Linked DNA regions of Homo sapiens: regions 1 and 2 are each linked to region 3. The links are chromatin loops, found by intact Hi-C in ENCODE. Cell type or tissue: endothelial cell of umbilical vein. All regions are shown on one strand. Links, peaks and the distances in the headings refer to the core of each region. The heading gives the core; the rest is flanking DNA. Region 1 holds the start of SNORD111B (small nucleolar RNA, C/D box 111B). Region 2 overlaps SF3B3 (splicing factor 3b subunit 3). Region 3 overlaps VAC14 (VAC14 component of PIKFYVE complex).

What was found. Peaks named below come from ENCODE experiments on the same cell type or tissue, not always from the same donor. Only the 100,000 strongest peaks of a DNase experiment are listed, where the experiment ranks them.
Region 1: it touches region 3 in a loop (14-fold over the local background); 35 of 110 quality-filtered maps call a loop at or near these places.
Region 2: it touches region 3 in a loop (2.6-fold over the local background); 6 of 110 quality-filtered maps call a loop at or near these places.

What each region holds. Positions count from the first base shown.
Region 1 is chr16:70,524,724-70,535,197 of GRCh38, reverse strand. It overlaps SF3B3 (splicing factor 3b subunit 3), which reads right to left. Exons shown (of 26, transcript NM_012426.5): 2 at 8,472-8,611; 3 at 5,999-6,325; 4 at 4,281-4,453; 5 at 2,578-2,719. The coding sequence starts at 8,541. It overlaps SNORD111B (small nucleolar RNA, C/D box 111B), which reads right to left and starts at 5,699; the gene lies at 5,599-5,699. RefSeq lists an enhancer at 10,101-10,474. In endothelial cell of umbilical vein, for the core only: a CTCF peak has its summit at 5,574 (motif pointing left); a DNase peak (open chromatin) is centred at 5,627; H3K4me3 peaks cover 553 bases; H3K27ac peaks cover 738 bases.
Region 2 is chr16:70,567,508-70,577,981 of GRCh38, reverse strand. It overlaps SF3B3 (splicing factor 3b subunit 3), which reads right to left. Exons shown (of 26, transcript NM_012426.5): 21 at 10,446-10,474; 22 at 9,487-9,699; 23 at 8,841-8,939; 24 at 7,833-7,976; 25 at 6,783-6,887; 26 at 314-6,309. The coding sequence ends at 6,169. Among named protein-coding and RNA genes, the nearest start is that of SNORD111, 35 kb to the right of the region's middle. RefSeq lists an enhancer at 2,241-2,310. In endothelial cell of umbilical vein, for the core only: no CTCF peak of the experiment used is centred there; DNase peaks (open chromatin) are centred at 1,361, 4,061 and 5,531; H3K27ac peaks cover 5,469 bases.
Region 3 is chr16:70,766,901-70,774,900 of GRCh38, reverse strand. It overlaps VAC14 (VAC14 component of PIKFYVE complex), which reads left to right. Exons shown (of 19, transcript NM_018052.5): 10 at 2,729-2,792. VAC14-AS1 (VAC14 antisense RNA 1) reads right to left here. Exons shown (of 6, transcript NR_034083.3): 5 at 5,958-6,055; 6 at 1,650-3,293. Among named protein-coding and RNA genes, the nearest start is that of TRG-GCC3-1, 7.4 kb to the left of the region's middle. In endothelial cell of umbilical vein, for the core only: a CTCF peak has its summit at 3,634 (motif pointing right); a DNase peak (open chromatin) is centred at 3,610.

The sequences.
Region 1 (10,474 bases), core at 2,045-10,044, 240 kb after region 3:
CTAAGAAACATTTCATGTGTTTCTCCTCCCTTATGTTCATGGTAGATAAGGATGAAGCACAGTTTGTGTTTACATGGAAGGTTTGGTCTCAGCCTGGATAACGTATCCAAATGTTTACCTCCAAGCCCAAATGCAGTTCTCATCTTCAGACCCCATCTTCAGACCTATAATACATCAAATCACCTACTGGACATGGACCTTCCACCGGTATTTTTAAAATACAGTGTGTTCAGGCTGGGCATGGTGGCTCATGCCTGTAATCCCAGCACTTTGGGAGACCAAAGGCAGATCACCTGAGGTCAGGAGTTCGAGACCAGCCTGGCCAACACGGTGAAATCCCGTCTCTACTAAAACTACAAAAATTAGCCAGGCATGGTGGTGGGCGCCTGTAATCCCAGCTACTCGGGAGGCTGAGGCAGGAGAACTGCTTAAACCCAGGAGGTGGAGGTTGTAGTGAGCCAAGATCGTGCCACTGTGCTCTAGCCTGGGCAACAGTGCGAGATTCTGTCTCAAGAACGTAAATAAATAAAATAAAAATAAAATAAAGTAACAGCATGTTCATAAACAAACTCAAGTTCCTTCCCAACCCTGCTCCACCTCCTAGATTCTCCACCTTAGAGAATACTACCATCAACAGACCAAACCAGACACCTGAGTATAATCCTTCAATTCTCTCTCCTCCCAAAGCCCTATTGATTCTACCTCCTTAGCAGCTACCAGTATCTCTTAATGTCCTCATCAGTCTCCCCTCTTACAGTCTTAATATCCTCCATTTCATTAGCCAAAATGTAAGCAATTAATCTTTCTAAGGTTGTCAACCTATCAGATTATTTCCCTACTTAGAATCCTTCAGTAGCTTTCACCCCACCCCTACTCCTACCCCAGTCCCTTAATAATTAAATCATAATGAGCTTTTAATTATTTGAATGGACCATGTTATTTCTTGTATTTAGGCTTTTGTAAATGCTGTTCCCTTTGCCTACAACTGAAACTTCCTCTCCCACTCCAACTGCACCTAGCTAACTTCTAACTAGCCCTCAGATCTCAGCTTAGAGACTCCAGCAAGCTTTCTGTAACACATTCGTTTCCTTTCCCTGTTTAGGGAACCTCTTCTCTGTGCTGTCATGGCATTTGGCACAGTTTCTGGTAATTGTTTTGGTTATTTATCTGTATTCACCACCAGACTCAATCTTGCACAAAGGCGGCACCACGTCTAATTTTTCACCACTGAAGTCCCAAGATCCAGCAGACTGACTTAGCACATACTGACTGCAAAGGCTCAATAAAAATGTGTTGAAAGAATGAAAAAGCCCTTGTAAATGAAAGGTATGGTAATATGTTACAAGTAATGAGATGTGTGATCAAAAATTCATCTGCTTAACGTATTAACAAAGGTAAGTGCTGTCCTTTATTTTTATTCTCCAGTATCTTCCCCAAACAACATCTTATTTTAGACATCAGTTGAAGTGCAAATGATTCAAAATAGAACTAGATCAGTTTTCCCCAAGCCTGCTGAAATGCAGATGACCACAAATGTAGCTGTACTCATTTAGTCTTTTAATATAATCAATTAGTAACGTGTATTTTCCAATGGTGAACTGATTTCCAACCATGAAAATATTTTCCATTTTTTAGCTCCTCCAAAAACGTTACTTAGCTATGTGCATTTAAAACACTGAATCTGATTTGCTGGAATGTTAGCTTTTCCTATCTACAACCGTATGAACTAGCCTGCAAATTTTTTTTGTTACTGTCCATCCCTAGTTTTGATACTGTAGTCATACTAGACTCAGAGAGCGGCACAGTAGCATTTACTCTTTTTCTACTCTAGAGAAATCTGTTTTACTTTTTTTTTTAATATTTACTTTTTCATTGAGACAAGATCTCACCTTGTTTCCCAGGATGGTCTCAAACTCCTGAGATCAAGTGATGCTCCTGCCTCAGCCTCCTAAAGTGCTAGGGTTATAGGCGTGAGCCACCATGCCCAGCCGAGAAACTTGTTTTAAAACGGAATACATATATGTCCCTCAACAAGAAGATAAAAGCTTTCCTGAAAATCCTGGACCTCAATCTTTTGGGAGAGTGACTTTGGACTACTGCTTCAATTTCTCTAACGCTGGTCTATTGAAGTTCTTAATTTATTTTTGGATCAATCTGGTAATCGTCTTCAAAAATATTTCTATTTTGTTTAAGTTTTCAAATTCACAAGTTCCATCTTGTGGGGTCTGTCCATTTTGTTTGGCTTTTGAAAGAGTTAGGTTTGAATGAGAGGCAAAGACTGACTACAGCCAAACTGTCACAGCAACTAACAGTAATCAATATTCCAAGCTGACTGCTCCCTTCAACTTCTCTTCCCTGCCCTCAGTAGAATATGAGTTATTAAGGAGCTAGGCAGTCTTTATCCCCAACACTTTTTAAAATCACTCCACCACATGAACTTCTAACCTGTCCAAAAGATAAGGTATTCAGGTTCACAACAAATGGATTAATTCCCAAACCCTTTAAGTAAAACCTATTAGGTTTGGGCATAAAATGAACCAAGTAAAAGGGTACAAAGCAGCTCTGAAAGAAAAGTACCTGTAATAAGGAAGTTGCCGTGTTCCTCCAAAGGTTCACTGTATTTTCGGACCACATGATTTAAACCAAGGTCTAGCTCATAGAAAGTAAGTGTCTGCTGGGTATTAGCTGCTGCTTCCCCTGTTGGATCATTGTCTGCTTCCTACAGAGAATAGTGGCATAAAAACTAATCATCAGCATAAAATCGAAGATCTGGAAAGGACATCAGGACTCCAATTTACAAATGAGGAAACAGAAGTCCACAAATGTCTTCTTTTTTTTTTGGAGAGACAGGTTCTCACTATGTCACCCAGGCTGCAGTGCACAGAGGTATGATCTTTTTTTTTTTTTGAGACGGAGTTTTGCTCGTTGCCCAGGCTGGAGTGCAATGGCACGATCTCAGCTCACCACAACCTCCACCTCCCAGGTTCAAGTGATTCTCCTGCCTCAGCCTCCCGAGTTGCTGGGATTACAAGCATGTGCCACCACGCCTGGCTAATTTTGTATTTTTAGTAGAGATGGGGTTTCTCCATGTTGGTCAGGCTGGTCTCGAACTCCTGACCTCAGGTGATCTGCCCGCCTCGGCCTCCCAAACTTGGATTACAGGCGTGAGCCACTGTACACGACTGCAGTGGTACAATCTTATCTCACTGCAGCCTAGAATTCCTGGGCCTCAGGCTCCCAAGCAGCTAGGACTATAGGCACATGCCACCACACCTGGCTGACGCCAAATAGTTTGACAAAGTTTATGCTATAAGATAATGGCAGAGCTAGAACGAGAACTGCAATCTCCAAATTCTGGATCCAGGGAGCTCTCTACTAGAGGATACTGCCTTCCGTTAAAGGAAAACAATAGTATGTTCTGTGAAAAAATACCTTAAACATAGCTTCAAGTTTTTCATGAAGCTTTTCCCAATAAATATCTTGTTTCCATAGGGAGATTACTTAAATCAGAGAAAGACTATTAAATAGTTGCTTAACCTCTGAAGCATCCCAAAGAATTTCAGTAAGGCATTTGGAATATGAAGATCTGCTAGCAGGACAGAATTAAGATATGCATAAGGGGCTGGGCCTGGGTGAGGTGGCTCAGGCCTTATAATCCCAGCACTCTGGAAGGCTGAGGTGGGCCAATCACCTGGGGTCAGAAGACCAGCCTGGCCAACATAGTGAAACCCCATCTCTACTAAAAATACAAAAATTAGCTGGGCGTTGTGGCAGCACCTGTAGTCCCAGCTACTCAGGAGGCTGAGGCAGAGGTTGCAGCGAGCTGAGATTGTGCCACTGCACCCCAGCCTGGGCAACAGAGCAAGACTGTCTCAAAAAAAAGAAAAAAAGGTATGCACAAGGAAGAAAACGATCTTTTCGTTTTTTTTTGAGATGGAGTCTCACTCTGTCGCCCAGGCTGGAGTGCAGTGGCGAGATCTCGGCTCACTGCAAGCTCCACCTCCCGGGTTCACGCCATTCTCCTGCCTCAGCTTCCCGAGTAGCTGGACCACAGGCGCCCGCCACGATGCCCGGCTATTTTCTTTTTGTATTTTTAGTAGAGATGGGGTTTCACTGTGTTAGCCAGAATGGTCTCGATCTCCTGACCTCATGATCCGCCAGCCTTGCCTCCCAAAGTGCTGGGATTACAGGCGTGAGCCACCACGCCCGGCCGGAAAACAATCTTAAAAAAAAACACTGAGGTGACTGAAAGAAACGCAAAGAGACAGGGTCCCCATTACCTCATAATCCATTTCCAGACAAGCAAACATTGGATTTTCAAATCCGACATCTACTCCAACTACATGATACACTAAAGTGTTTGCTTTGTGGGCTTCCAGGGGAGATGAAATGGTAAGTCGGGCTGCAGCATCTCTGTTCAAAATATACACCAATTTCTGTTTCTCAATGGCACCTGTAGTTGAAGGAGATAAAACATACAAGATTCCCAGATAATGAGAAGAGAGACTTATAGAACAGCTAGAGTCACATCATGCTTTTCTTTTAATCATTATTAACAGCAGTAACTCTACAAGTATAAAAACTCAGGATTCTGTTTTCTATCATCAGAATAGCACTTTGGGAGGCTGAGGTGGGTGGATCACCTGAGGTCAGGAGTTCAAGACCAGCCTGACTAACACAGTAAAACCTTGTCTCTACTAAATACAAAAAATTAGCTAGGTGTGGTGGTGCATGCCTCTAATCCCAGCTACTTGGGAGGCTGGGGCAGGAGAATTGCTTGAACCTGAGACGCAAAGGTTGCAGTGAGCTGAGATCGCACCACTGCACTCCAGCCTGGGCAACAAGTGCGAAACTCTGCCTCATTTGAAAAAAAAAAAAAAAAAGAATAGACAATAGTGGAGCTGGGCACAGTGGCTCAAGTCTGTAATCCCAGCACTTTGGGAGGCCAAGACAGAAGGAAGGATTGCTTGAGCCCAGGAATTCAAGACCATCCTGGGCAGCATTGTGAGATCCCCATCTCTCTCTTATTTATTTATTTATTTATTTATTTATTTATTTATTTATTTATTTTTGAGATGCAGTCTCACTCTGTCGTCCGGGCTGGAGTGCAGTAGCGCTATCTCGGCTCACTGCAACCTTTGCCTCCCGGGTTCAAGCGATTCTCCTGCCCCAAGTAGCTGGGATTACAGGCACCCACCACCACACCCAGCTAATTTTTTGTATTTTTGGTAGAGACTGGGTTTCACCATGTTGGCCAGGCTGGTCTCAAACTCCTGACCTCAAGTGATCCTCCCACCTTGGCCTCCCAAAGTGCTGGGATTACAGGTGTGAGCCACCGCACCTGGCTGAGACCCCATCTCTTTTAAAGATAAATAGCCACCGTGCCCGGCTGAGACCCCCATCTCTTAAAAATAAATAAATAAATTTTTTTAAAGACAATGGCATCATTGTGGCCCCCTTCTTCCTAATACAGGTCTTAAATATCCCACTAACTAGTCAAAATTTTTTAATGAGTCCTACATTTAAGGATACTGAAAAACAGTAATTCATAAAATTATCATTAGCCTTATTCTCTGAAATAGATCTAACGATTTATGACTGCCCTCTAGAGGCCTGATCAGACACACAAAAATTTTCTTCAAGAATTTATCAGAGAAGAGACATGAATGTGAATCATCACTTCAGGCTGATGAAAGCAACGATATTCACTGTCTAATAACATAAGATCATTTCATTGTAGTCTTTTTGCCAAAGAAAAAGAAATTGAAAAACACCCATTTCCAACTAGATGGGAAGTAGAAAGGTGTGTTAAGATTTTTCCCATTGTTTTAAAAGAAAATGCAACTCTTTTAAAAAGGAAATGCAACTTTAAACCTAGAGTAAATCCAAACATGATGCCAAACCCACATAAGTAATTAATTGGCACTGGCACACCACCAAGAGCACAGCATTGTTATCCTAAACTAGGCATATACAGCAAGTAGAGTAAATCACTTACTAATCATAACGGCTCGCCCTTTGGGATCCACAGCTAAGAACTGGCCAGGAACGATGCGACGGCATCCACTCTTGCCAAAGGTTTCTTGGTGAATCTTCTCAAACATATTCTTAGATGGCTGGTATTCCAAAATAACAATTCGACCAGAGTCACTGCCAACTACAATGTAGTCTTTGGTGCCACCTGTCAGCCTAAAGGCCATGAGTGACCGGATAACACCGAATACTTCCACAGTGAGTAGGGTATGTACTTTGCCAGTGTTGGGGTCTGGGCGAAGCAGCTCCAAGATCTTCCCACGGGAAACAACAATTTCTTGTTGTTTGGTTCCTAGATCACCAAAAAATAAAGATCATAAACAACCAGAACCCAGCCTGGCCACCATGGTGAAACCCCGTCTCTACTAAAAATACAAAAATTAGCCAGGCGTGGTGGCACATGCCTGTAATCCCAGCTACTCGGGAGGCTAAGGCAGGAGAATCGCTTGAACCCAGGAGGTAGAGGTTGCTGTGAGCCAAGACTGTGCCACTGCACTCCGGCCTGGGCAACAGAGCAAAACTCCGTCTCAAAAAAAAATTAGTCAGGTGTGATGGCCTGTGCCTCTAGTCCCAGCTACGTGGGAGGACAGTTTGAACCCAGGAGTTCAGAGAATGTAGTGGGTTATAATCCTGCCATTGCACTCCATCCTGGGAAACGCAGCAAGATATCGTCTCTAAAAAAAAAAAAAAAAAAAAAAAAGGCCACGCACAGTGGCTCACACCTGTTATCCCAGCACTTTGGGAGGCTGAGGCAGGCAGATCACTTGAGGTCAGGAGTTTGAAACCAGCCTGGCCAACATGGTGGGATCCCATCTCTACTAAAAATACAAAAATTAGCCAGGTGTGGTGGCACGTGCCTATAATCCCAGCTACTCCAGAGGCTGACACAGGAGAATCGCTTGAACCTGGGAGACGGAGTTTGCAGTGAGCCGAGGTCGCACTACTGTACTCCAGCCTGGGCAACACAGCAAGACTACGTCTCAAAAAAAAAAAAAAAAAAAAGAAAACTTCTCCATCATTTTAGATAAAAAGGAAGACTGAATTGGAAAAGGAATTTGAAAGATAAAATTAGTATTAAAAATGTGCTTTCAGCAGGGCACAGTAGCTCATGCCTGTAATCCCAGCACTTTGGGAGGCTAAGGTGGGTGGATCACGAGGTCAGGAATTCGAGATCAGCCTGGCCAATATGGTGAAACCTCATCTCTACTAAAAATATGAAAAATTAGCCGGGCATGGTGGTGCACGCATGTAATCCCAGCTACTCAGGAGGCTGAGGCAGGAGAATCGCTTGAACCCAGGAGGCGGAGGTGGCAGTGAGCCAAGATCACACCACTGCGCTCCAGCCTGGGTGACAGAGCAGGACTCTGTTTCAAGGAAAAAACAAAAACAAAAACAAAACAAACAAAAAACAAAAACAAAACAAACAAAAAACAAAAACGTGCTTTCAAAAATTCTATCCAAACTCCAGCTGAGATTCATTGCATTACATAGTGAAGTCAGTCACAAATCTCCAAATTCCCATATACGTATTTCCTTAATCAAATGCAGCAAAGAATAACTAAATTACCCAAATGAAGACTCAAACCCGCAGGAAGAGCCATAATGAGGATCAGAGAAAATAACAACATGAAATATGAATGCTGTGTGGTCAGTTAGGCTGCCTCTCAGTACCACATTAAGTATTCAGTACCACATTAAGTATTCAGAGTTAAACCTCAACAAAATTATGTCTTACTCTACACAATCATGAACCTCCTGCATTACTTGGATTGACTCAAAAATGTTAAATCTGCAAATGGCAAGAAAAAGTTTTTATTTTATAAACATTAGTACCTCACTTTCAGTAACTTTGTATTTCCTAATCCAATATTTGAAATTTCACACAATTCAAACCTAGCCTTAATCCATCTTTACAAAAATATTCCCCACATGGTAAACGTAAGCAAATTATCTGTTTCTATGCAGACAGCACTCCCTACCTAAACTGCATTTTCCCTTTTCTCTCATACAAAAGTTCTATCTCTTCAAGCACCAAACCAAGGTCCAACCTTCCCTTTATTTAAATTACTCTCTGATAACCAGACAAACACCTTCAGACATTCTTTTTACCCAACCTGATGTCAAATTCAAGATCAAAGATCAGGTCTTACACATCTCAGTATGTCTTACAGCAATAGGCACACGACTTGGCACTAGGTAAGCAGCCAAGAAAAGTGTGCCCTGACAAGAATCATTACACAATTTGTGAACTAGGAAATGCATCTGAAATAGGTAACAGATAATGCACCAGAACTTAACACCTCATCTCATAATTTGAATTGTTTACATTTACCAACAACTGTTTTGTCATAAATGGAAAACATTTCCTGCACAAGAGACTAAGCAAGATATGTATTAATTCACTTAAAATTTCAAAAGATGGTAACGAGAGAACTTACCAGAAAAGTTTCCATGAATGGCAAAGCTGATGCCAGTGGCTCTCTGCAAGGTTAAGTTGTACAGAAACATGGCTGCAGGAAACCTGAGCCACCCAGACCTCCAGGCCTTGGTTACACCAACAGTACGGAGTCCAAGAAAGCTAAGAAAACAGAAAACAGAAAAATAGCTGGGAGACTATTACTTCAACAGACATTTCTGTATGGGAAATTCTGGATGAAGACAGCAGAACCAGCAGAGCAAGCCCTATTAAGAAACAACATATGTGACCGGGCGTGGTGGCTCACGAGGTCAGGAGTTCGAGACCAGCTTGGGCAACACAGTGAAACCCCGTCTCTACTAAAAATACAAAAATTAGCTGGGCATGGTGCTGTGCGCCTGTAGTCCCAGCTACTCGGGAGGCTGAGGCAGGAGAATCGCTTGAACCTGGGAGGCGGAGGTTGTGGTGAGCCAACATCATGCCACTGCACTCCAGGCTGGGCGACAGAATGAGACCTCATCTCAAAAAAAAAAATAAATAAATAAAAAGCACGGGACCTTGAGAAATCCAAGGTCATTAGTATAGAATTAACATACATATTTGATTTTATTGTTAAACGAGAAGAGAGAATTATGAGTAAACGTCCTCATAAATAACTTTCTGGGCTGAGCAAAAGCAGGGTGGCAAGATCAATGCTCCAGGCTAGAAATGGGTCCTGAGAGATATAAAATTTTCTACTTGAGACTAAGGTATATCTTTTTTTTTTCCTTTTTTTTTTTTTTTTTTTTTTTGAGGCGTCTCAATCTGTCGCCCAGGCTGGAGTGCAGTGGCGCCATCTTGGCTTACTGCAAGCTCCGCCTCCTGGGTTCACACCATTCTCCTGCCTCAGGCTCCCGAGTAGCTGGGACAACAGGCGCCCGCCACCACACCCGGCTAATTTTTTGTATTTTTAGTGGGGTTTCACCATGTTAGCCAGGATGGTCTCGATCTCCTGACTTCGTGATCCGCCCGCCTCCGCCTCCCAAAGTGCTAGGATTACAGGCGTTGAGCCACCGCGCCCAGCCCATAGACTAAGGTATATGTTTAACGTTCTAGGACCACAGTAAAACATGAACGAAAAGGACCGATGTTGAAAGACCAGGGAGTGGAGAAACAACAAAAAAAGCAAAAGAGAGGAAGCTAGGAGCTGCTTCTGAATCCCTGAACAGCTCCCCGCAAGTTACTTTTCATATTTTGTAGCTGATCAAAACAGTCTACTTTCCCCTTTCCTTATAACTGATACAATCCATTACAAACCTTTGGAATTCATTTTTTCCCAAATCTAGTTGGATTCAGGTTCTCCAGCGACACCTTAACTTTGGATCGTGGAGGAAGGTGCATTTCGGAGGATCAGTCCAGTACTAGAAAAACTATATACGAGGCCAGGCGCAGTGGTGGCTCACGCCTGTAATCCCAGCACTTTGGGAGGCCGAGGCAAATGGGTCACTTGAGGTCAGGAATTGAGACCAGCCTGGCCAACACAGTGAAAACCCCTCTACTAAAAATGCAAAAACTAGCCGGGCGCGGTGGCACACGCCTTTAATCTCAGCTACTCGGGAAGCTGAGGCGTGAGAATAGCTAGAACCAAGGAGGAGGAGGCTGCAGTAAGCCGAGATCAAGCCGCTGCGCTCCAGCCTGGGCGACAGCGAGACTTCGTCTCAAAAACAAAACAAACAAACAAAAAATACATACCAGATAAATTTGGTAAGCTTTAAAACTTCCCCCACGTCTGGGCCGGGCGCGGTGTCTCACACCTGTAATCCCAACACTTTGGGAGGCCAAGGCGGGTGGATCAAGGTCAGGAGATCGAGACCATCCTGGCTAACACAGTGAAACCCCGTCTCTACTAAAAATACAAAAAATTAGCTGGGCGCGGTGGCGGGCGCCTGTAGTTCCAGCTACTCGTGAGGCTGAGGCAGGAGAATGGCGTGAACCCGGAAAGCGGAGCTTGCAGTGAGCAGAGATCGCGCCACTGCACTCCAGCCT
Region 2 (10,474 bases), core at 975-8,974, 200 kb after region 3:
TGCGGTGGCTCACGCCTGTAATCCCAGCACTTTGGGAGGCCAAGGCAGGCGGATCACCTGAGATCAGGAGTTCGAGACCAGCCTGGCCAACATGGTGAAACCCCATCTCTACTAAAAATACAAAAATTAGCCGGGCGTGGTGGCAGGCGCCTGTAATCCCAGCTACTCGGGAGGCTGAGGCAGGAGAATTGCTTGAACCCAGCAGGCAGAGGTTGCAGTGAACCAAGATCACTGCACTCCACCCTGAGCGACAGAGTGAGACTCGGTCTCAAAAATAAAAAAACAAAAAAAAGAAGAAAAAGAAATGCCAACCTAGTGACAATAGTGCGCTTTATTCCGAGTGCCAATGCATGCCACAAGTAGTTGTTCATGAAATGTTTTCTCAATTGGATCGACAAAACTGGATTCCTGGTTTTGCCCTGAACTTGCAACAGGACAATAATGCCCACGCTGGAATGTTCCAGGCTAACTCCTCACCCGTCCCCAAGGCAGTGGCCACACAGGTCACACACACTCTCTGCAAGGCCCTGCTGGAAAACTCTGCCAAGGCGTTGATTCATCCGTTGGGCAGCTAGTGGGAGGGCAGAGTGGGTGGAGGTGATGGGGGCACAGCCACAGGATCTCACTGGGGCCTCACAGAAGCCTGAACACCGCACGGTGCCCTCTCTGGGGCCTCTTGGCTTGGAATGATGCCCCTTTCTTTCAAAGCATCACATATAGGACAGCAGGTCCCCCAGATCTCCCAGGGCCAGAGCCCCAGGTCAGCGGACAAGCCTCAGAACCCCTGAGCACTCAGTCATGTGCGTTTGTGCTACCATGACCCCAGGAGACCGGTTTTTGTTTTTTGGTGTTTTTGAGACAGGTTTCGTCCTGTCATCCAGGCTGGAGTGTAGTGGCGCAATCACAGCTCACTGCAGCCTCAAACTCATAGGCTGAAGTGATCCTCCTGTCTCAGCCCCCTAATTACTGGGACTACAAGTGTGCACCACCATGCCTGGCTAATTTTTGTATTTTTGGAGAGATGGGGTTTTGTCATGTTGCCCAGGCTGGTCTCAAACTCCTGGGCTCAAGGGATCCTCCTGCCTCAGCCTCTCAAAGTGCTGGGATTACAGGTGTGAGCCACCATGCCAGGCCCAGTAAATCAGTCTTATTCTACCAATTTACAGGCAGGAAACCAAGACTATGCTTAGAGGCTAGTGAGCCCAGGTCATCTGACTGTATACAGTGCTCTCTTCATGGACTTTGCTGCCTCTTGGCATTTGGCAGGTGGAATCTCGTTTCTGATTGCTTTATGAGGGCAGCATTGCCTTTCTCCAGTTACATCATCGACTCCCTAAAGCTGAGATTCCCCAGTGTGTCCTCATAACAGCTGGAGGCCCTAATAACCCACAGGAAATGGTAGTACTTCCCTTGACCATCACGTGTTACTAGCTTATACACATATACTCACGGCTCCAAATTAGTAACTTCTAAGCCTAAACGCTACCAAATGACCCAACTGAAAGCACCTCTCCTTTCATTATGAGACTGCAGTCAGAGAAGGGAGCAAGTTCTGCTGAGTGGACCTGGGAATTTAAAACTTGACTAGGCTCTGGAAGGCAGAGTGAGAGGTGGGAAACTGAAGGGGGCTTGCCTCTGGGCACCGCCAGAGATGCTGCATACGGGGGTGGGGTGGGGTAGGGTGGGGCTAACAGGGCCCCTCAGCTATTCCAGATGGGCTGGCCCAGCTCCTTTTCCAAATCTGAAACTTCCAAACCTGGTTTTCTTTGATATTTTTTTTCTTCATTTTGAACAAGCAGCAATGTTCATTGTCCATCACAGCTACTGATCATAACACTGGACTGTGAAGCAGACACATGCCCAGACATCACCAGCAGACTCTTTTTTTAAAAAAAAAAAAACAGGGCTTCACGCCCGGCTTTTTGAATTTTTTGTAGAGATGGGGTCTGTTTCCTAGGCTGGTCTTAAACTTCTGGGCTCAAGCAATCTGCCTGCCTCTGGCCGCCCAAAGTGCTGGGATTACCAGGCATGAACCACCGTGTGAATAATTGGGAGCAGACCCCAGGAATCTGTTCTGACAAATGAAGAGGGTTCTAATATCCCACTAGGATTATGAGCCACAACTACAGGTTTCCTACCATTTCCTGACCTAAAACCCCTGCTGCCCACTCCCCACCTCTTCATTTTTCAGACTTGGGACCTTCTGATTTTTCCTGAAGTCCCAAGGTTGTGGCTGAGGAAATCAGATGCAGGCTGCAGGCTCTTCTGAAACTGGTGGCAGGCCCTCTGGCAGACTCACCTCACCACCAACCTCACAGCGACAGAGACTGCCTGGTTATAAACTCTCCTCCAACCTCTGGGTGCAGAACAGAGCTGGGAGGTGGTGGTTCATGGTAGGTGCCCAGTAAACGTTTGTGGAAGAAATGAGCGTAGCAGCCTCTTCTAGTGGGTCAGCATGTCTCCTGATGGCTTAAACAGCTCCTGGCCAAGTGCAGTGGCTCACGCCTGTAATCCCAGCGCTTTGGGAGACCAAGGTGGGTGGATCACCTGAGGTCACGAGTTCGAAACCAGCCTGGCCAACATGGTGAAACCCCATCTCTACTAAAAATACAAAAATTAGCCAGGCATGGTGGTGCATGCCTGTAGTCCCAGCTACTTGGGAGGCTGAGGCAGGAGAATTGCTTGAACCCAGGAGGCGGAGGCTGTGGTGAGCCGAGATTGTGCCTCTGTACTCTAGCCTGGGCAACAGAGTAAGACTTCATCTCAAAAAAAAAAAAAAAAAAAAGAAAAAAAAGAAAAAGAAAAAGAAAAAAAAGAGAAACAACTCTTGGTTGTGCTGGTTCAGACTGGTGTGTAGCCTACACCTGCCCATTTCAGTTCACCTGAACTTCACAGGGTGTGTTGGGCTACCAGATCACTCAAATGTCAATCAACCATGGCCAAGCAGGTGTTTTAAGAGTCCCTATCTTGTCCTCGAGAGCCATCTATTCCTTTCCTCCGTTGTGACGTTTTTTGGACCAGGTTTGATTTCAGCAGCAGAGATGTTTCTTCTGAGCTCTACATATAGCCCTTGAAAATTAATTTTAAGGGTGTAATAAAATATTCACATACAATATTCCATATGCAAATGAGCAAGTGGATGACTCAAACACATGTCATTTTTACTTTGAATAGAAAACAGAATTTAGAGGCTGGGCATGGTGGCTCACGCCTGTAATCACAGCACTTTGGTAGGCTGAGCTAGGTGGACCACTTTAGGCCAGGAGTTCGAGACCACCCTGTCCAACATGGTAAAACCTTCTCTACTAAAAATACAAAAATTAGCTGGACGTGATGGCACATGCCTGTAGTTCCAGCTATTTGGGAAGCTAAGGAGGATCGCTTGAGCTCAGGAGATAGAGGTTGCAGTGGGCTGAGATCGCACCACAGCCCTCTAGCCTGGTCAAGAGAGAGAGATTCCATCTCTAATAAACAAACAAACAAAAAAACAAGAATTTATGACCAGGCGCAATGGCTCACACCTATAATCCCAGTGCTTTGGGAGGCCAAGGCAGGAAGATTTTTTGAGGTCAGGAGTTCGAGGCCAGCCTGGGCAACACAGGGAGACCCTGTCTCTACAAAAGTTTAAAAATTAGCTGAGTATGGTGGCACACATCTGTAGTCTCCCCTACTCTGGAGGCTGAGGTGGATTGCTCGAGCCCAGGAGTTCAAGCCTCAGTGAGCTATGATCACTCCACTGCACTCCCAGCTAGGCAAGAGAGAGAGACTGTCTCTAATAAAATTTTTTTTAAAAAATTAAAAAATAAAACAGAACTTAGGAATTAAAAAAAATTTGAAAGCCAGACTGATCCCATCTGAATGCCTTTCTGGCTTTCCTCTAACAAGCTCAAGAAAGGCAGCAGCGTGGGAACAGCACACATTCTGGGGACCAGCACTCTCCCTGTGAGACGAGCCTTTTCCAGCGCCGGCAGCTGTCTCACTAGCAATACATTTACACTAACCAAGAAAAGCAACATTCCAACTAGAACCCCCCTCCTCCAAAGGAATGCTATTCTTGGCAAGAGATCTTCCAAAGGAAACATCTGCAGAACCTCTGCCAGTAAGGTCAGGGGAAAGCTGAGGCAGCTAAAAACTTTTCAGTCCTAGGATCCAAGTCACAAGGGCTTAGCAATGGAACAGGATGGAAGCAAACCCAAGGGCAGATCCCTCTGTCTGAGTTCTGCAGCAGCCTCTGATGGGTTTTGCCAAAGCTGGAGAGAGGTCTCTATTTACCTGGTTGCTCAATCAAACCACAGGAGTCAATCAGGTCCCCTTAACAATTACACAGATGGGACTTGTCATTGAGTCACATCCAATCTAATTTTAAACTTTTGTAGGTCCTGCAGCAACAACTATGAAAATTCCTTTCCACATATTCAAGCCCAAATCCTTGTCCTAGCCCTTCCTCTTAACAGAGAACAAGCAAGCTGATGGGCAGACTTCCAGAGGAAGCTCGGTGGTGACAACTCCTGATTCCATAGATTAGGTTTTCCTTTCTTACATAACCCCCTACCTTCTGTACGGAGTGTATGTATTTTAGTCAAACTTGAGTTAGAAAAGAGGCGAGGAGCTGCTCAAGTATCTACGCTGAGTTCCTCAGATGACTGCATGTCAGTATCACACAATTTGATAGAATGGATTTAGGGCCACAGGAAAAAATGAGCCCTGAAATTAGGTTTTCAAAATCTAATTCAGAACTACTGTCTACTATGCAAATTCATGAGCTAAGTGAGAAAAAAACATGTTATTTAGGGATTCGATTCCTGGCAAAACCTGGGTCTCTCTTGACTGATCTAAAACCAAGTCATGATTCAAGAGATACTTAGTTCCAGGAGACAGTGTCACAGTGTCAGGAACCCTCTGTTCTGGGCTCTGAGAGGTTCAGATTGTATTCCACCATTCCTGATTCTAACCCAGTGCTCACCAGATCATTTGCTCAATTTAGATGGCTGAGCACATGCAGACGAAAGAAAGTTTTACATTTGTGAAGTATTGAGAACAGTGAGCTCACTTCTCCAGGTTCAAGGCGCAAGGACAGCCTGGAAGACGAGGGCTTCCCACACAACTAAACAGGAGGAATTCTCAGGGGTGGGCTGGAACATTTCTGGAACTGGGCCTCTTCCACCTAACAGGCTCTCATTATACCCTAAAGGCCCTCTGGAACCCACCTGAGATGGGTGCTGCAGACAGGCCCCACATATACACAGTTCTCAGGGGCAGGGCAGTATCTAGGTTCTTCTGTACTGACCCTTCCTATGGTCCTATGGAGCCAAAGATCGCTTTAGGTGCTGTATCAGTAAAAGGGGCATCTGTTAAGACTCCCCAGCTAGAATTCATGCTAAAATCCCCATACTAACATCCTCAGAGTAGAAGAGGAGGAAGAATCAGCCACCCTTCCTCAATACCCAGTGGGAAGAGGGGTGGGTATACACATGGTTATTGAGGTCATGTTTCATCAGCACAGCAAAAAGAACCAGGAAAAAACAAAGAAACCACCACAGACCTGGGGGTGGGGAGCCACAGAGTGCCGCAAGTCCAAGTCGGTATCTGGAAGGAAGGAGTCTACTCAGTTCTTCCTGCTCTAACTTGGGTTCAAACCTCCCACCTACATCCTCATCTCCAGAACAAGACACATGGATGCCAGTCACCTTAAAAACTAGGTTTCTATTTCTGGTTAGATTCTAGAGCAGTGGAACTCAGGAGTGATACTATACCCTACCCAGTCCCACCACAGCCTGCCTCCTTCCTCCCACAGAGATAACATTGTACAAAACTGTATTTACAAGAAAACCAATTAAAAATTAAGGGTGTGTGCAAAAGTAGACAGGAGAGTCAAGACATATCAATGCAGGGATGGCTTTGGGGAATGGGGGACTCAGGTTCTACACTGGAACCTGGGGTCATGTATCATGTACCAGGTGGGGAGAAGTGTAGCAAATCTCAGTGCCAATTTGAGGGGAAGCCAGTCATTCCAGGAGAAGAGCTGAGGGGAAAGAGCTGTTGACTTTCATAATGCAGTCTTAATTATCCAGTCACCCTCCTGCCACATGGCAGAAGCCAGGTGGCAGTGATGGTGGTGGGGGAAACAAAACACACAGTCTCTGGCAAGCCCCACCGGGAAAGGAGGGCTCAGAAGGCGTAGCGGGTCCGGATATCCTCGAGTTTCTTGGACACTTCGGGTGGGGTTCGGTCCAGTTCTTCAGAGACGTTCTTTTGTTTGTTGGGTTCCATGGAATTGAACTGCTCACAGAGGTCTCCATCAATCACATTCTAAGATATGGAGAAAGCAGAAAGAAAAAAAATGGTGAGATGCCCAAAGAAAATGGCACATGCTAAAGCAGCACTTGTAGGGAAAGCTGTTTTTATTTTTTAGTTTTTGAGACAGGGTCTCACCCTATCATCCGGGTTGCAGTGCAGTGGGATAATCTTAGCTCACTGCACTCTCAAAATCTGGGGCTCAGCCTCCCGATTGGCTGGGACCACAAATGTGTGCCACCACGCCCAGACCGGGAAAACTTTTTATTCTCCACTCGATACTTGAACCCCACTTGTAGATCCAGGAACACTATCTTAAGTTGACTCTTGGTACTCAGAGTTCAGATTGGCAGAAGCAGGTGAAGCCTTTGCTCTGGCTGTGGTCTGCCCTGAGGGGAGCACCCTCCCTGGTACTATTCCCATCAATCCACTCCCTGTGCTGCTCCTTTCTCAGATCTCCCTTTTCAGCTCAGATTCCCCCAACCTACCTTCACAGGGAAGTAGTAGGAGCGAAAGCTGAGGTGGTCCCGCCCACAGAGAGGGGGATGTTCAGACCGCAGGTGCATTTCCACATGCTGGAAGAAGTCATGGTCCTGGCAGAAGAAACAAAAAATCTGTCACTGAGAAGTGATTTCAACTAGTCTAGAGTTTCCACAAGCACAACGAACAGACAAGCCATTCATTTTTACTACACAAACACACGGGAAATATCTAATCACTTTCTGATAATCACAGGTTTTTCTGCTACAACACGATAGTTAAACCCCAAAAGGAGACCACATGTTGTCTGCAGTGCAAGAGAGAATGCCACACATAAAGAATGGTTTGTGAGGTCAGATTCCTGATCCCAGCTTCCTTGGCTGGAATAAAACATGCCAAACTCTGGCAAACCTAGAGTTGATTCCATATGGCAGTGTGTGCCCCAGGAGGGATCATCCCATCAATCCTGGCAATCCTAGTCTGTGGAGTCCAGTTCTAAAGCTCTGGGCTCAGGCTAACCTTGTAAACTCGCATCAGACTGAAGCAAACCCTGGGACACTATAAAAACAAACGGCCTGGCCGGGCGCGGGTGGCTCACGCCTGTAATCCCAGCACTTTGGGAGGCTGAGGCAGGCGGATCACAAGGTCAAGAGATCGAGACCACCCTGGCTAACACGGTGAAACCCCATCTCTATTAAAAATACAAAAAATTAGCCGGGCATGGTGGCGGGCGCCTGTATTCCCAGCTACTTGGGAGGCTGAGGCAGGAGAATGGCGTGAACCTGGGAGGTGGAGTTTGCAATGAGCTGAGATTGCGCCACTGCACTCCAGCCCGGGTAACAGTGAGACTCCGTCGCAAAAAAAAAAAAAAAAACCAAATGGCCTTCCCTGGGTGCGGGAGAATCAAGATTCCTATCTCCCCAAGTACTTCTGTCACTTTATAATTCCCAGAACATTATTAATTATATGTGGGGACAAATGAATTTGACCTCTTAGGTAGATCCAGCACCAAGAAACAACCTTAAAAGTCAAGGCCAGAGTAATGTGGGCGCTCTCACCTCATGGGACGTGAATGGCACAAGGATGCCAATTCCTCCAGACAAGGTGGTATAGACAAGTGATTCTGAGCCTCCAGGGATCAGCGTGGTCTTCTGCAAGGACAGCACCGTCTCCCCGACATGGTAGTTCATGATCACCTCTGCCTGTGAGTCACAAACAGACTAGTGACTGTGTGCACCCTCAGGAGCCTCCCTGGACTCCCAAGGGCAAGCAGTGCTCCCTAAGGCACATTTCATCATCTATTAACATCCAAAAATTATTATAGAGGCCAACGTGGGAGGATTGCTTGAGCCCAGGATTTCAAGACCAGCCTGGGCAACACAGTGAGGTCTCGTATACCCATACCCACAAAATCTGCCAGGTTTGGTGGCATGTACTATAGTCTCAGCTACTCAGGAGGCTGAGTGGGAAGGATCACTTGAGCCCAGGAGGTGGAAGCTGCAGTGATCTGTGATTGTACCACCACACTCCAGCCCGGGCGACTGAGTGAGACCTTGTCTCAAAAACAAACAATAAATCCAAAAATTATTAAACCCTACAAATATTTTAAAATTCTCACATTTACTTAAAGCTTAATGCCTCATAAAACATGCTAAAGTTACTGTTCATCATTTCTTACGATAAGAATCATTTTGTTAAATTTATCAAGCTTGCCATAAAAAAGGAAAACACAAAGAAAATTATAGAAAACAGCAATCACTAGGCTTGTCTTCTAAAATAGATTTGCCCGAAAGTCCAGAGATGCTCTATTAAAGCAGCACATGCCTACAGGAGAAAGTAAAGCCCAGGACACACCTCAGAGCAGAGGACTGGGAATGGACTCTCTCTAAGAAACTCGCTACTCTCCAAGGAGATTTTTTGCAGATTGGTAAGAAAGGACTGTGGACGGACAGCACTCAGCACAGTCGTGTGCACTATGAATAATTCACCAAAGGCAATTTCTTCAGTGAGGGCAACAGGAAAAGTGCTAAGCAGTGTTCTCCCTGGGGCCCATTCTGCAATCTTACCTTCTGGGAGGCCCCATTGAGCAAGCCACGGTCCCACAGGGCTTTGTTTCCTGTAGGATCCTCATCTACTTCATCATTGGTGTTAGGTGGGAGCCTCACCTACAAGGAAGTGACACAAGTCACACTGCTGGGGCCCGGACCTGCTCACCTGAGTCACCAAGCAACAGGTCTGGCCAGGTCTTTGCAAGTCAGCCACAGGGGCACTGCCTAGACAGAGGCCTGAGCCCACGTGTCCTGCACCTGCTCTGGTGGGCAGGAGCTGTGTCTGAGGAGCAAGAAACTCAAAAGAATCGACCCATGAGCAAGAGTTTAACACAGCTAAGGGTAAAACCAAAACCACACAACATAGATAACAGACATTCCAAAGTTCTTATAAAATGTAAAAAGAAATATTAGCCATTAGCTCAAACTAAACCTATCATTAAATCACGTTCAATAGGGAGGAGGGAGATAAACCACAGAGAAAAATCCAAAAGACTAGTAAGAAGGCTTAAAGAACAGATTGCTTGTAGAGTTAGCTTTAGTAGGATGGAATTTTATATCCATTTTTACTTCTCAGATTTGATTCCTCCTTGGCTTTACCCACAAGAAACTGAGCCAGCTTTCCTACACATCACTGTAACCCAAGTTAACAACATCAACTCACCACACATATGTTGCCAAACTTGTCTGCCCCAGCCACAGTGTCATAGTCCAGGAGGCTGGCTGTAGTGACCCATCGGGGGTAGGTATCATCAGCAAAGATGATAAGCTGGTTTTCATTACGCTTGTAGCGAACCCAGATGAAACTTTCTTGGACATCAGATACAATTACCCTATGTCCGATAGTCTGGATCCCAGAGATATAATTGGCAATATGCTGGGAAAAACAAAGACAATAGTGATGGTGGGTGTAATCTTGGGGTTCAGAACCCAAAGAAAGCCCAGCTTTCCGTATGACATACGTAGGGTCAGCAGAACAGCAAATACCAAAAACCAGCAGTTAGCAATGAATTCTAGGTGGGAAAAAAGAGCCAAATAGCTTTTAATATAGTGCAAATATATGCCTAACTCTCACATTTACTTTCCTTATAGAAGCTAGCAAGATAGAAAGCTGGTTCTTGTTTGGTAAGTCAAGAAATGAGATCCCTCTACTCCTGCTCCTCTCAAAACTCAAGGGCCGGTGCGGTGGCTCACGCCTGTAAACCCAGGACTTTGGGAGGCTAAGGCGGGTAGATCATGAGATCAGGAGTTAAGAGACTAGCCTGGCCAACATGGTAAAACCCTGTCTCTACTAAAGATACAAAAAATTTGCCAGGCGTGGTGGCGCGCATCTGTAATCCCAGCTACTTGGGAGGCTGAGGCAGGAGAATCGCTTGAACCCAGGAGGCGGAGGTTGCAGTGAGCCGAGATTGCGCCACTGCACTCCAGCCTGGGCAACAGGGCGAGACTCCGTCTCAAAAACCAAAAAACAAAAAAACAAGGGCATAATTCTGAAGCTGGAATTGGGGTAACACAACAAGTCCTAATAAAGATAAGATTTTAAAACTCAATGCCCACCACCCCACCAATGCCCCCACCCTTGACACATGAGCTAGATCTCAGCACCAATGCCAGCACACTTACCTTATTCTCACATTTTCGGAGTAACTTCT
Region 3 (8,000 bases), core at 1-8,000:
GGTGGCGCGCCACTGTAATCTCAGCTACTCAGGAAGCTGAGGCATGAGAATCATTTGAACCCGGGAGGCGGAGGTTACAGTGAGCGCCAAGATCATGCCATTGCACTTCATCCTGGGTGACAGAGTCAAACCGTATCAAAAAAAAAAACAAGGAAGGAAGGGAGGGAGGGAGGGGAGAGGGGAGAGGGGGAGAAAGAGAAAAGAAAATTTTAGTCAATAATGGAGGAAAAGGGGAGACAGAAATCACCATCAGGCAAATTCCACAGTAATATTTGTTATAGGCAAGCTCCAGCCCTGAGTGCTGCGGTCAATCACTGGGGACATGTTTGAGGGAAAACAGAATATTTTTCCAATCTTAAGTATCTTCCCCCAAGTTATTTATTAATTACAAACAGAAAAACAGTAACCTTACAGGGGAGAAACCCAGCAGACACTGTGCGTCAGGCGATGAGGTTAACGTCACCAGTAATGAGGCTAACAGACAACACGTTCCCCCGATAGGGTGCACTGAGGCGCAGCACTTCCGTGACATCCCTCCAATGATGCGCAACTCCCTACTCGTGAGAAAACGTGAGACCAACCCAAACGGGGAGACATTCTGCAGAGTGACCAGCGCTTCAAAAGTGTCAAGTTTATGAAAGACACACAGATTGAGGGGCTGCAACAGATTGGAGGAGACAAAGAAGACAGTTTAGCTAAATGCAGTGTGAGATCCTGGAACAAAAGGCCAGGAATGGAAAAACTCGTGATGTTCAAATTAGGGTAATCATTTAGTTAATGGTAGTGTATCGAAGTTAACCTTCTGGGTTTGATCATTGAACTATGGAGCCGGGCATGGTGGCTCACGCCTGTAATCCCAGCACTTTGGGAGGCTGAGGTGGGTGGATCACTTGAGCCCAGGAGTTTGTAACCAGCCTGGGTAACACGACAAAACCCCATCTCTACTGAAAATACAAAAAAAAAAAAAATTATCCGGGCTTAATGGTACGTGCCTATAGTCCCAGCTACCCTGGAAGCTGAGGTGGGCTCAATCTCTTGAGTGCAGGAGGCGAAGATTGCAGTGAGCCAAGGTTGTGCCACTACACTCCAGCCTGGGCAACAGAGCCAAGACTCTATCTCAAAAAAAAATAATAATAATAATAATTGAACTATGGGTATGTACAATGTTAGCATTAGGGGCAGCTGGCTAAAGGGTATAAAAAGAATTCTTTACTCTTTTTGCAACTTTTCTGTACATCTAAAATTATTTCACAACTACAAAAAATTAGTATCAGGAGTCTGGAATTTTTTCCTATAGCACCTCCCACCCCAAGCACTGCAGGACTGCCAGCCCCCTCTTCCCTCCTCAGTGCAGTGAGAGCTGTGGCCAGTGCCTAGACGGGGACTGAAGGCGGAACAGGATCCTACCAGCAGCTTTCCAGATCTAGAACATCTTGGCTCTTTAGGAAACTTGATTAGATGCCAAAAGAAAAAGGTTGGAATTTAAAGGTTATTCCTTAACTGAGAAAAATAAGTAGTCGATGCCAGGTAGATGCTTTTCTACCCTGGGTTATATGATGGTAAGTTAAATACTAAGACAGGTATTGAGTTGGCCACTTGGAGGAAGACTCGGGCACAGACACAGTGCAGTCACAGTCCTTTCCCCAAAGTCATTTTTTAAGCCCTTTATTGAGATAGAATTCATGTACCACACAATTCACCCAACATCAAGTGTACAATTCAGTGACTTTGTAGATTCACAGGGTTATGTAACCATCACCACAATCAATTTTAGAATATTTTCCGTGCCCTTGAAAGAATCCATTAGCCATTATACCCTATTCCCCCGTCTCCTCCAGTCCTAGGCAACCTCCAGTCCATTTTCCGTCTCCATAGGTTTGCCTGTTCTAAACACTTTCGAGAAAGGGATACAATATGTAGTCTTTTATGACTGGCTTCTTTCACTTAACACAATGTTTTTAAAGTTCATTTTTATGGCGTGCATCAGTACTTCATCCCTTTTTATTGCCAAATAATAGTCCATTGTATGGCTATACCACACCTCATTTATCCATTCATCTGTTGATAGATATTTGGGTTGCTTCTGCTTTTTGGCTATTGTAGATAATGCTGATGTGAACATGATTGATATACAAGGTTTCATGTGGCCATAAGTTTTCATTTCTCTTTGGCATATACCTAGGAGTGGAGCTGCTGAGTCATGTGGTGACTATGTTTAGCCTTTGGAGGAATGGCCAGACTGTTCTCCAAAGCAGCTTGCACCATTTTACATTCCCACCAGCAATGTACGAGGGTTCCAGTTTCTCCACATTCTCATCAACACTTGCTATTATTTGTCTTTTATTTTAGCCATCCTGATGGGTGTACAGTAGTATCTTGTGGTTTGGATTTGCATTTTCCTGATAGCTAAGGATGCTGGGTATTATCTGTCATTTTAAACATCCATTCCCCTCAGGCCAGTGATCCCTTCTGAGATTTGACAGATGTGTTTAGCACTGGTGTCCCCTCCTTGTGAGATCACTGTGACTACAGACTTACAAGCTTGGGGACTATCGAGAATGACTGGGCGTTGGTTGGGTCCTCAGGGCTCCAGAGCCATGGTCCTTTTGAAGAGCCTGAATCAAGGTATGGGGCTCTGGAGAGTTCTGTGTGTGCTTGTCACAGGGGTCTTGTTTATTCAAGAGAGCCAACAGCCTTTCATGACCCCTTGTTCCTCTTCCTCTCCCAGGAGGTCCAGATGGTTCCTGTGACTCCAGCTTCAGTAGCGGCATCAGTGTCTTCACTGCAGCCAGGTAAGTGGCTTGTTTCAGCCAGAAGGTTTGTGGAAAGCGAGCGGCCTAGATCTTTCCTGGATGCGGGAGACTACAGCAATGACCCAAGGCAAATTCTACTCGCGGCTGCTGCTTTTGGGACACCCTCGTACACAAAAGAGTTAATTGATGAAGGAATCTGAAGGACACTGAGCAAGCCCACCCCACCCAGGCTTGATGGATAGATAGGGCGGATTAGAAGCCACTGGGGGCCAGACATGGTGGCTTATGCCTCTAATCCCAGCACTTGGGGAGGCCAAGGCAGGCACATCGCTTGAGCTCAGGAGTTTAAGACCAGTCTGGGCAACATGGCGAGACCCTGTTTTTACTGAAAATACAAAAAATTATCTGGGCCTGGTGGCGTGTGCCTGTAGTCCCAGCTACTTGGGGAGGCTGAGGTGGGAGGATCACTTGAGCCAGAGGTTGAAGTGAGCTGAGATCACACCACTGCACTCTAGCCTGGATAACAGAGTGAGACCATGTCTTAAAAAAAAAAAAAAGGAATGAAAGAAAATGGATTGTTCTTACTTATTTTTAAATATTAAAAAAAAATTAAGCTATTGGAGGTCAGTAAACGCAAGTTATAATAATAAAAGTACAGCTAATACATGGTGACTGCAGTGAGACACAGTTGCCTTGACTCATCGCTGTCTGTTTGTCCAGGATGATGGGGGGCCAACAAGACCCACAAGGGGAAGTCTGTTCAAGGACAGCCTGAGCATGGGCAGTCATTAATCATGTCCAAGATTAAGGATAAATCACCGGCCCCAGGAGCTGTTGTCTCCTGTGCGCCCAGGTCAGCTGTAATGGCGCAGTCTTCCACATGGGGGCAGTGCAGACCAGGCAGCAAAATAATTCTCTTCCTTGGGGCTCCCTCCATACTCCCTGCAAGGTGAAGGGACTCCCCGCGGAAGGTACTGTAACGGTTCTGCCCTGGTCTGAGTCCCCTGGACTTGCCCCATGTCACTTTTTCTTTGGGTGACCTTGGCATCTCTGGGGCTAGAGTGGATGGTGGGTCTCATACAGGGGTTTCTTTCCCCTGAACTTGACAGTGAACCTGGGCCCTGGGAGAGCCAATCACTCATGAAGAGAAAGTGTGCACTCTACCCCAAGAGGCTCTTCCCCCCAGACCCCTAGCTAGGGTTCTTCCCTCATCGATGTCATTTGTGAACTTATCCTCATCCCTCAGCACCCTGAGCATGTTTTCCAAGCACGCAGGTGCAGCCGTTTATGAAATGTACCACTAGGAGTCCCCTACGTTGATGGAGGAGATCAGCGAATGTTGCCATTCTCTCCTTTTCACATAGCTGCCACGCGTTCCAGTGCACCTGCCTGTGCTCACCCCTGTAGGCTCCAAGATAAGAGCTGGCCCCTGAATGTGTCCCTGACCTTCATTCATTTACTCCAGTGGTGAGGCAGAGAAGTAGCCAGGAAGTTACTGGAAAGAGGAGTGATTGATGTGAGGGGTGAAGTTACCAGAAAGGGAGGGCCATGGTGCCTGAGCCCAGGCAATGAGAAGACTGGCTGGGAATAACAGCTAATGCCAGTCAACATAGCCAGGCTTCCAGGGCCCCAGCGCAGTGCTAAACCTTTACGTCGGATCCTTCAGCTTTGTCTGAGTCTCGTGGGGTCAGTAGTATTACTTTCATGGCAGGGACGAGAAGGGAGGAAGAACGGGGCTGCTCTGTGGACAGTGGATCTAGGAGGGGCCCGGTGGATGCAGACCCGCTAGGGAGCTGTCACCGTTGTCCCCATCAGAGGGGATGGGGGCTCAGGCTGGGGAGGAGCAGCATGTGGAGAAAGTTGGGTGGGTTTGAGCTCTGTGTTGAGAACCACAGGACTCACTGATGGGTGGGATGGGGTAGGCAGGAGAGAGGTGAGGGAAAGACTGCCTTCTAGAAATTTGGTGTGAGCCAGACCCCCGCTATCCTAGTGTCATTTGCACACCAGGGCTGGAAGGAGGAGCAGGTGTGGGTGGGGTGGTCAAGAGCTCGTTCCAGGTGGCTCTGAGCATCCCAGGAGAAAGGGGGAGGCAGACTCAGGTACTGGGTCCTGGAACTCGGGGAACGGTCTGGACAGACATGCGAGGACTTGTGTATCCTGCAGAGGGCTTAGCTTTTGCGCTGGAGGCTGTGGAGACAGTGTCACAAGTGGGAATGGCAGGATCTGATCTGGGATTTAAAAGCCTCCCTCTGGCAGCCAAAAGCCTGTTGTAGACTTGTCTCTGTAATCTGGGCTATGGGGATTGAGGGGGAGGTCGGGGAGGTCTAGGAGAAGGCAGAGGTAGGCTTAAGCCATGGGCTGCAGAGGGGCACCGCTGTCCGCTGCCTCGCTGGGGAGACTGTGCTACTGTCGGCTGGGATGAGCCTACAGGAGCCCTCAGTTCTTGTGCCAAGGCCAGGAAGTGCTAGACTGGACGAGGGTTTTGGTTTATACTTGTCATTCAGGAGCCAATGCCAAATCCTACCTAAAATCCAAACCATCCTACCTAAAAAACCAAACAAGAACAAATGATCTAGTGCTTCCTGACTTTTGGTGACAGAGATCCCCACGTGGCAGCTGCACAGTCAGTGTCACCAGCTGTGCTCAAGAGCTGGGCACCTTCAGAGTTGTAAAACCAGAGCCAACATGCCCGGGCTCCAGCCCACCACCTTCTTCCCACAGCGGGTATTGACACAGTGAGACTGAGCTTGGACACGGGTGGGATCGTGCAGAGTTGCCAGGTAGCCAGACCCACCCTGTGATTCTTCAGCTGCGCCGCTTGCCCAAGGCACCACGTGAGGCCACCAGTTTCACTCAGTTCAGGTCTGCCCAGGGTGGTGGCCAGACTGGAGACTCCTCCCACGGCAGAAAGGCATTCCCACCTGGCTGGAAACTGCCATGGTGGTGGCAGTCCTGTGCCTCTGAGTGGCCATTGACCCTTGGAGAGCCTGATGAAAGCTATGGACCCTCTTCCAAAAAAAATGCACATCCACAGCTGGGCACGGTGGCTCACGCTTATAATCCCAGCATTTTGGGAGGCCAAGGCAGGTGGATCACCTGAGGTCAGGAGTTCGAGATCAGCCTGGCCAACATGGTGAAACCCCATCTCTACTAAAAATAAAAATTAAAAAAAAAAAAAAAATAGCCAGGCGTGGTGGCACTTACCTGTACTCCTAGCTACTTGGGAGGCTGAAGCAGGAGAATTGCTTGAACCTGGGAGGCGGAGGTTTCAGTGAGCCGAGATCGCGCCACTGCACTCTAGCCTGGGTGACAGAGCGAGACTCTGTCACACACACACCAAAAAAATGCACATCCACATGAAATTCTGAATTCACTTTCAGGGGTTCAAGGATCACCATGGAAGCAATCCTTGCATCCCAGATTTTTTATGAAAGATTTCTCACTTGGACCGAAACACAGGGAGAATTAACTGACTAAACCTGAGAGCAGAAGCTGTCTTCCCCCTCCCTCATCTCCCCTCTTCCTGCGATACTCGGGAAGCCCCTGGTGGCCCCAGGCTTAGCCATGGAAGAATGCCACCTGGAAAAGCAGCAGGTGGTGAGGTGGCTGTAGGTCTGGGTTCCTCCACCCTCCAGAGCATGGGAAATACATGGGAGGTGGAAAATTGGACTCCCCAGGGAGAGGTGGAACGTGAAGGAACCCGGTTGGAGGAAGCATGCTTGCCAGCTGAGGAAAGGGTTAAGAGAGAAATGTCTCCACTGGGTGTGTTCTCTCTCGTGACTGCTCTGCCTGGTGGAGCCAACTGCCTGGATTCATGCCCTAACTCCAGCATGCCTGGCTGTGGCCTTGGTCAAGTAGCGTGATTTCCCCCGCCTCAGTTTCCTCATCTTTAAACTCAGTATAATGATAGTACTGACCTCAAAGGGATATGGGGCTTCAGTGAGTTAAAGTATGTAAAGAACAGCCAGGCACAGTGGCTCACGCCTGTAGTCCCAGCACTTTGGGAGGCCAAGGCAGGCTGGTTGCTTGAGCCCAGGAGTTAGAGACCAGTCCAGGGCAACATGGTGAAAACCTGTTTCTACAAAACATACAAAAATGAGCTGGGTGTGGTGGCACATTCCTGTAGTTCCCACTGCTTAGGAGGCTGAGTTGGAAGGATCAGTTGAGCCCCGGAGCTTGAGGGTGCAGTGAGTCATGATTGTACCACTGCACTCCAGCCTGGGTGACAGAGCAAGACCCTGTCTCAATAATAATAATAATAATTTTTAAAAGCTTTTTAAGTATGTAAAGAACATAGCATGGTGCCTGGGCCGCAGAAAGCACTTTACACACTTTAGCTACAATTGTTATTACAAGAACCTTGTTATTATCCCCATCTTACAAATGAGGAAACAGACCCAGAGAGGTTAACTTCTTGCCCAGAGTCACTCAACTAATTAGTAGCCAAGCTGGAATTCAAGCTAGATCTGTCTGACTCCAGAGCCCGTGCATTTAACTTTATTAGTTGCAGTTGGAGAGTTCCACTTTTGCAGTTGGCCTCCCTAACTCATTTGATTTAGGAGTTCTCAAACAGGTGTTGTATGAAGTCCCCACTATGAGGCTCAGGCTGTTGCCAAGGGTCATGATGTCTTCAGTGACACCAGCTCTCCTGGTGTAGCTAGCTGCCCTGTAAATAAGCAGGCAGAAAGTTCTAGAAATCAGTATTTCCCAGCTTGTAGCCTCTGCTGATTGAAAAAATTTATAATTATCTGTATTTTAAAGAGCAAGTTCAATTTCAGAAGCAATTCTATTTTTAGATTTACCTTTCTTCTGATTTGATTAGAGATGTAACCCGAACACTGTAAAAAGTTAGACGTTACAGAAATGAAGTGCTGTCTCCCTGAGAGAACAACTGGAACTTATTATTATTTATTGGTAATATCAGAAGCATTATTCAGTAAATCTATATTTTAATAGTCACAGCAGCGCCATGCATTTGGAAACTGTAGTACGCGTATGTGTAAGACATTCATTATAAGATGCTTTATGAGAAAATGCTCCATGAAAATGGAATTTTGCAGACACCTTGAAATAACTCAGAAGCCCCCAGGAGTGACTCGTCTAGACTTTTTGGAACTGATGCAGAAATGTATTTTAAACTGAGTGAGCTCCCTCTGTTCTTGATGGGTAAGGTAAGCCACGACAGCAGGGTGCTACCTCTCAGGCTCCGGCCCAGCAGCTGGGGAACTGAGCACATCATGCAGTGTG